Linked DNA regions of Homo sapiens: region 2 is linked to region 1. Evidence: chromatin loops called from intact Hi-C (ENCODE). Cell type or tissue: tibial artery. All regions are shown on one strand. Links, peaks and the distances in the headings refer to the core of each region. The heading gives the core; the rest is flanking DNA.

Region 1 (2,909 bases), core at 222-2,721:
CCAAGCTGGAGTGCAGTGGTGTAATCTTGGCTTACTGCAGCCTCCGCCTCCTGGGCTCAAGCGATTCTCGTGCCTCAGCCTCCCCAGTAGCTGGGACTACAGGCACGTGCCACCACACCCAGCTACTTTTTTGTATTTTAGTAGAGATGGGGTTTCTCCATGTTGCCCAGGATGGTCTTGAACTCCTGAGCTCAGGCGATCCGCCTGCCTCGGCCTCCCAAAGTGCTGGAATTACAGGAGTGAGCCACTGCGCCCAGCAGGGAGTGTGAGGTTATTGACCTGCAGATGCTTCAATTCATTCCTGTGTAAAATGGGGACAATGATACTACCCAGCTGTGGGGAGCTGTGAGGAGTCCTTGTGATGACGCCCGCCAGGCACGGCTCCCCTTGGCCCTCTGAGGATCCACTGAGTATAGGCGACCACTCCCTGGCCCCATTCTTGTGAGAACAGAAGCTTCCTTCTCATTGGCTCCAAGCCTAGGGGTGGGGCCTATCCTGTACGTCCAACTCAGACTTTGTTCTCATTGGCTCCAAGCACAAGGGGTGGGGCCTATGGTCAGATAATGTCACACGTACCCCCAGGCAGACCTGAGAGCACCTCAGCTTAGCACTGGCAAACTCGGCACTCAGGCGTCGCCTTCAGGATTTTTGATCATCCATGTACTCCTCACATGATTATTAGCACACATGACAAATGGACCTTATTTTTTTACAAATATTTATTTTAAAAGGAAAATTTACCTTCCGTGGGAGACACTATGATTGTGAAAGATTCCAGTTGTGGCTGCAGCACCCGCTGTGTGACGTTGGGGTCAGTACCAACCACTCTGAGCCTCAGTTTCCTTCTTTTTTCAGCAAGAATAATAATGATCTGACCCCACAGGGTTTCCAAAGATTAGGTGAAATTAAAATACGCAAAGCTCAGAACAACACCAGACCTGTTGTAAGTGCTGTACACGTCTTAGCTATGTTGTCATCATTATTGTTAGTAAGGGAGAAACCAGTGTTATTGCTGTAGGTGGAGGCAACTATAAAAATAAATACAATGAAAATGCACTGAGGTTAATAAATTCCATGTCTGCATCCTGCAGAGGGCTCCAAGCCCAGGACCTACAATCTTTGTTAACAAGGGTGATTTGGGAGGCCAAGGCAGGAGGATCACTTTAGGCCAGGAGTTCAAGACCAGCCCTTACAACACAGTGAAACTCCGTCTCTGCAAAAAATAAAATAAAAAAATTAGCTGGGCATGGTGGCGTGCACCTGTATTCCCAGCTACCTGGGAGGCTGAGGTGGGAAGATCACTTGAGCCTGGGAGTTCAAGGCTGCAGTGAGCTATGATTGTGCCACTGTACTCCTGACGAGATGACAGAGCTAGACCCTGTCTCAAAAAAAAGGGTGATTTGGGATGTTGATGAGGTGTTGGACAAGCCAGCACCAGAGACTGTCTTCTTTCTTCTTCACTTGAGCAGGTCTGCAGACAGTTAAGAGGAATACAACTTCCCCAGTAGTAACGCAATGGCATGTAGGCACCAGCAGCAGCCCGTGGCCTGCCCTCTGGGAGCAGCGGTCAAGGGTTGCAAGGAGGACAGGAAGACACTCTGACCTGTGTTAAGAGCTATTTGCCAACTATGTGACCCCAACAGGTTTCTCCACCTCTCTGAGACACAAGTTCCTCCTCTGAAAATGATGTCAACCAGGTGGCCCTGCTAAGGCTGCTGTGAGATGACAGCAGGGAGTCAAGGGCTTAACATAGTCCTGGGCATGCTCCAGGCTCTTGTGGCCTCCATAGTCAGTCAGGGAGGCTTTTAGGCCACATCTGGGGACAGGACTGCCGGAAAGCCGGGAAAGCTGGGAGGCAGTGGCCAAAGGTGATGTTTAAGGTGGGCTTTGCAGACACCAGTGTGGTTGGGCTTTTCTCCACGAGCCGCTCTGGGTTCACCCATGATTTTTCTGTTTTCAAAGGCTGAGAAATCCGGTGGAGGGGGCCAGGATGCCCCTGAACCTGGTCATGGGAGCCGTGGTGGCCTCTGCACACTGCTGTCATCCAGGGGCCAAGCGGGATCCAGAGGAAGCTGCCTAACAGGCAGCTGCAGTGGCAGAGGTGGCCTGTGTGCCACCACGCTCACTGAGCAGAGCAGTGAGATGTGACCGGGAGGAATGGGGGCCTGCCTGGGCCTCCCCACACGTGCCCATTGCCAATTTGCTGATGACCCCGCGCCAGGCTCTTCACCTCAATGCTCCAGAGTCCGCAAAGTGGGGTGAGGGGTGGGGGCCAGCACTATTACCTATGGACCTCAGAAGGTTCTAGAAGAAGCAGCTCAGGGCATGAGGGGGACCTGAGGTTCCAGGGTTGGTCTGCTGGGATTCGCGGTGTGACTTTGGGCAGGTCTCTCCGTGCCACTCTGGGTATCAGTTCACACCTCGGTTCCTGGGGCTTGGTCTGGGTGATCCCCACAACTTCAGCCTTTGACGGCTGGGATTCTGCGGGCTGCAGAGAGAGACCAGCTAATGTGGCAGAGGAAGACTGGGTTGGGGAGAATGCCTGTCTGTGAGGCGCCCCTAAGAAACTCCCTGCCATTTCAAGAGGGCCGTGGGGTGGGTAGGGAAGTGGGGACACAGAGGCTAAACAACTGGGCTTTGGAATCATTTGCACCTGGTGTGACTCCTGGCCCCATGTGTGCCCCCGTGTGACCCTGGACAAGTGCCTCCTCCTCCCAGAGCTCCAGTCTTCTCATCTGTAAAATGGGGGTGATGGTGGCATGTAGGACGCTGACACCTGACAGCATTGGGGATAAATTGCTGAGCACAGCATCAGGCTCACAGAGGGCTTAGTAAATTACAGGCAATACAAAGACTACTGCTGTGGATTCTTACTGTGTTTTGTGGTTGGTCTTCCTGCTTTGTGCAGA
Region 2 (2,909 bases), core at 206-2,705, 64 kb after region 1:
TGATAAATCGCTATTTCTAAGTAAATTTCATGCATTTGCCCTTTGGTTAAAGTCTCCCCTCTCAGCACTTTCCCCGTGCACACAGCCCGACTAATAACGCGCCGTGCAAGCTCTCTCCGCTGTGACAACTGATTGCACTTTGAAGTAATAATGGCTGATTTAATAATTGGTATAATTTTTCACTAGTACCTGAATGTCATCGACGCACAAAATAAGCTACCTGGACCCATGGCTGCAGCACTTTCCCTTCTTGGGGAAATCAATAATGCATTAAACCCCCAACCCAGGACCCCAAGAGGCCAGACCCTAGTGGAGGCTGTTATAGGGGGAGGTTTGGGGTCTCTCCATGGAGGCTTAATGGCAGGAAAGCTAGACAGAGGCTTTCAGATAGGCTAGGTCCCTAAGCCCAGCCAGGCTGCAGGAGAAGAGACCGAGAGCCGTGAATCTCCCCCAGACCCAGCTCACCCTCTAGGTTCCACCTTGGCAGCTTCTGTCTCCACCCGTGAAAGTCCCCTGAAACCCCCACTGGGGACTGCAGAGACGAAACCACCTCTCCGCCAGCATCAGCCGCCATGCACACAAACCACGTGTGCATGTGTCTGTGTTTCCGTGTGGGAATTGAGTTCAACTTCATCATTATTTAGAGAGGCCCTGTTATGAGCCAGGATCTGTGCTGGTGACAGAGTGGTGAGCAAGACAGACATAGTCGCTGCCCCCAAAGAGACTGTGACCTCTTAGAGAGTGTGAGCATGCGTGTATGCGCTGACGTGCGCGCGCGTGCGCGCGCACACACACACACACACACACGTGCGTCTAGCTGTCTCTGTCCATACAGTATGTGTTGTGTGTCTGTATTTATAAACGTGTGTGTCTGTCTAGGTCTGTGTGTTCAGGTGATGTGTGAGGGTGTCTGTGTGAAGATCAGGGTGTGAGTGGCCGCTCACTCTGCCTGGCTGGGCCTTGAGAACATGTCCCTTCCTAGACCTAAGGCCAGGCTACTTCTCCAAGTTGAATTGGGCAGGGGGCAGCAGGGAAGAGACCCTGGCACTGCCAAGGTCCAGTCCACCCACGCCTCCTCATGGCTCCCTGAGCTCTCCCTATTGTACCCTCCTGCCTGGCTTCTGCCCAAGCCACCTGCCTGGACAGAATACCCCTCCATGCAAAGCACACAAACTCTGCAGTCACATCTGGATCCTGTCCTCCGAAAAGTCAGACACACATAGCTCTGAGGCCATTTCCTCATCTGAAAAGAGGGCACAAGAATCCCTGACTCCCGGTTCTGTGTAGCATCATGGATGCAGCCTTCTTAACCCATGCCTGGACATAGACAGTCCTCCACAAACATTAGCTCCTCACTCTCCATCCTGTTCACAGTCACCTCCTGTGAGTTCCCTGAGGACAGGCCATGGCACGTAGCAGGCACACAGTGAATATCTGTTAAACAGATGTGTGGGCTGGTTTGTCAACCATTAACATAGACTTGGAAAAACCAAAGAGCTTCGGTCATGCCTGCCTTTGAGGTGATGGGGCTGGGGCAACCTCTCACCCACTGTGCAGTTTGTCAGAGTTTTGCAGGAGCGGGGGGGTCCTTGTCCCAGCAGAGCTGGAGCCCAGACAGGCCTGGATGTCCCATCTCCCCCAGCTCTCTCCCCTCCCACCCGCCGCTGTCTGGCTGTGAACCGGGAAATCGATTTCAACTTCATCTCATCTCAAGATCAAACGTCTTAAGTGAGATTATTCACGTTCCTCCATTGTTTCTAACTCATTTCCTATTTTCCAGTTGAAAAACCCTGCCAGAAGCATTCTGTGGCAGAGATTAAAACAATTTCAGAAGCAGGCACCCAATCCTTCTCTTTGGATGGTAAGCAAATTGGATGTCTGTGAGAAGCCGGCAAATTTTATTATGAACACATAGTTTGCTACTTAACTATCCTTAAGACCCCGGGTGCTGTGAGGCCCCAGCAGGAGGGCTCCAGAGGGGGCAAGATGAAAGGTAGGGAGGGAGTGGGGGTGCAGCAGACCCCCAACCGGGCCCCCAGCCCTTTCCTGCAAAGTGTGAACATCGGATCGCCATCCACAGCTCGGTTTCCTGGGGAAAAGGGAGGGAACCCACATGTTCTGGTACTCACCAGGCCCAGGCACCACGCTAGGCACTTCAAATGCCTGATTGCTCCGAATCGCCACAAAACTCTCGGGGAGCTGGAATTGCTTTGACCGTGTTGTAGATGAGGAAACAGACTCAGAGAAGAGAAGACATTGCCCAAGCTCTCCCAGCAAGCGGTTAGCGAGTGGGAATTAGAGTCCAGCTCATGTTCTTAACCATCACTGTGGGAGATTATTGCAAAAATGGCTGTAATTCTCACCTCTCCTTGCATCCCCAGAGTGGAGAGTCTAGTTCCCTATCCCTGGATCCTGGGTTGGCTTTGGGCAGTAGAACGTGGGGGAAGAGCCGTGTGCTAGGTGCAAGCTTAGGCCTCAAAAAAGTCTTGCACACATTTGTGCTCTCTCTCTCTCATTATTCTGCCCAGTTGCTGTGTGGACAAGCTCAGGCCAGCCTGCAGTGGGCAAGAGACCACTGGCGCAGAGCTCAGTTGTCTTAGCTGGGGACATCCTGTCACCCAATCCTCAGACATGTGAGAGAGCCCAGTCAGGAGAGCAGAGCTGTGGAGCCAACCCTCAACTGAACATAAATGCATGAATGACCCCAGCTGAGACCAGAAGAACCACCCAGCTGGTCAATAGAAATGCGAACAAAGATAAAGTCTTATTGTTTTAAGTGACTATAAATGACCATAAAGTCATACAACAGCTGATACAACCACCGACGAGTCCGAGGACCTGGGATCAGACTCCCAGATTTTCTCCCTCGGTCCCCCAGGCCCACATTGCATATTTACTTTGTGCCTGCT

The links. Peaks named below come from ENCODE experiments on the same cell type or tissue, not always from the same donor. Only the 100,000 strongest peaks of a DNase experiment are listed, where the experiment ranks them.
Region 2: it touches region 1 in a loop (4-fold over the local background); 2 of 110 quality-filtered maps call a loop at or near these places.

The regions. Positions count from the first base shown.
Region 1 is chr9:126,093,490-126,096,398 of GRCh38, forward strand. No RefSeq gene overlaps it. Among named protein-coding and RNA genes, the nearest start is that of MVB12B, 230 kb to the right of the region's middle. In tibial artery, for the core only: no CTCF peak of the experiment used is centred there; no DNase peak of the experiment used is centred there; H3K27me3 peaks cover 404 bases.
Region 2 is chr9:126,157,753-126,160,661 of GRCh38, forward strand. No RefSeq gene overlaps it. Among named protein-coding and RNA genes, the nearest start is that of MVB12B, 170 kb to the right of the region's middle. RefSeq lists an enhancer at 1-401. In tibial artery, for the core only: no CTCF peak of the experiment used is centred there; DNase peaks (open chromatin) are centred at 1,079 and 1,179; H3K27me3 peaks cover 1,381 bases.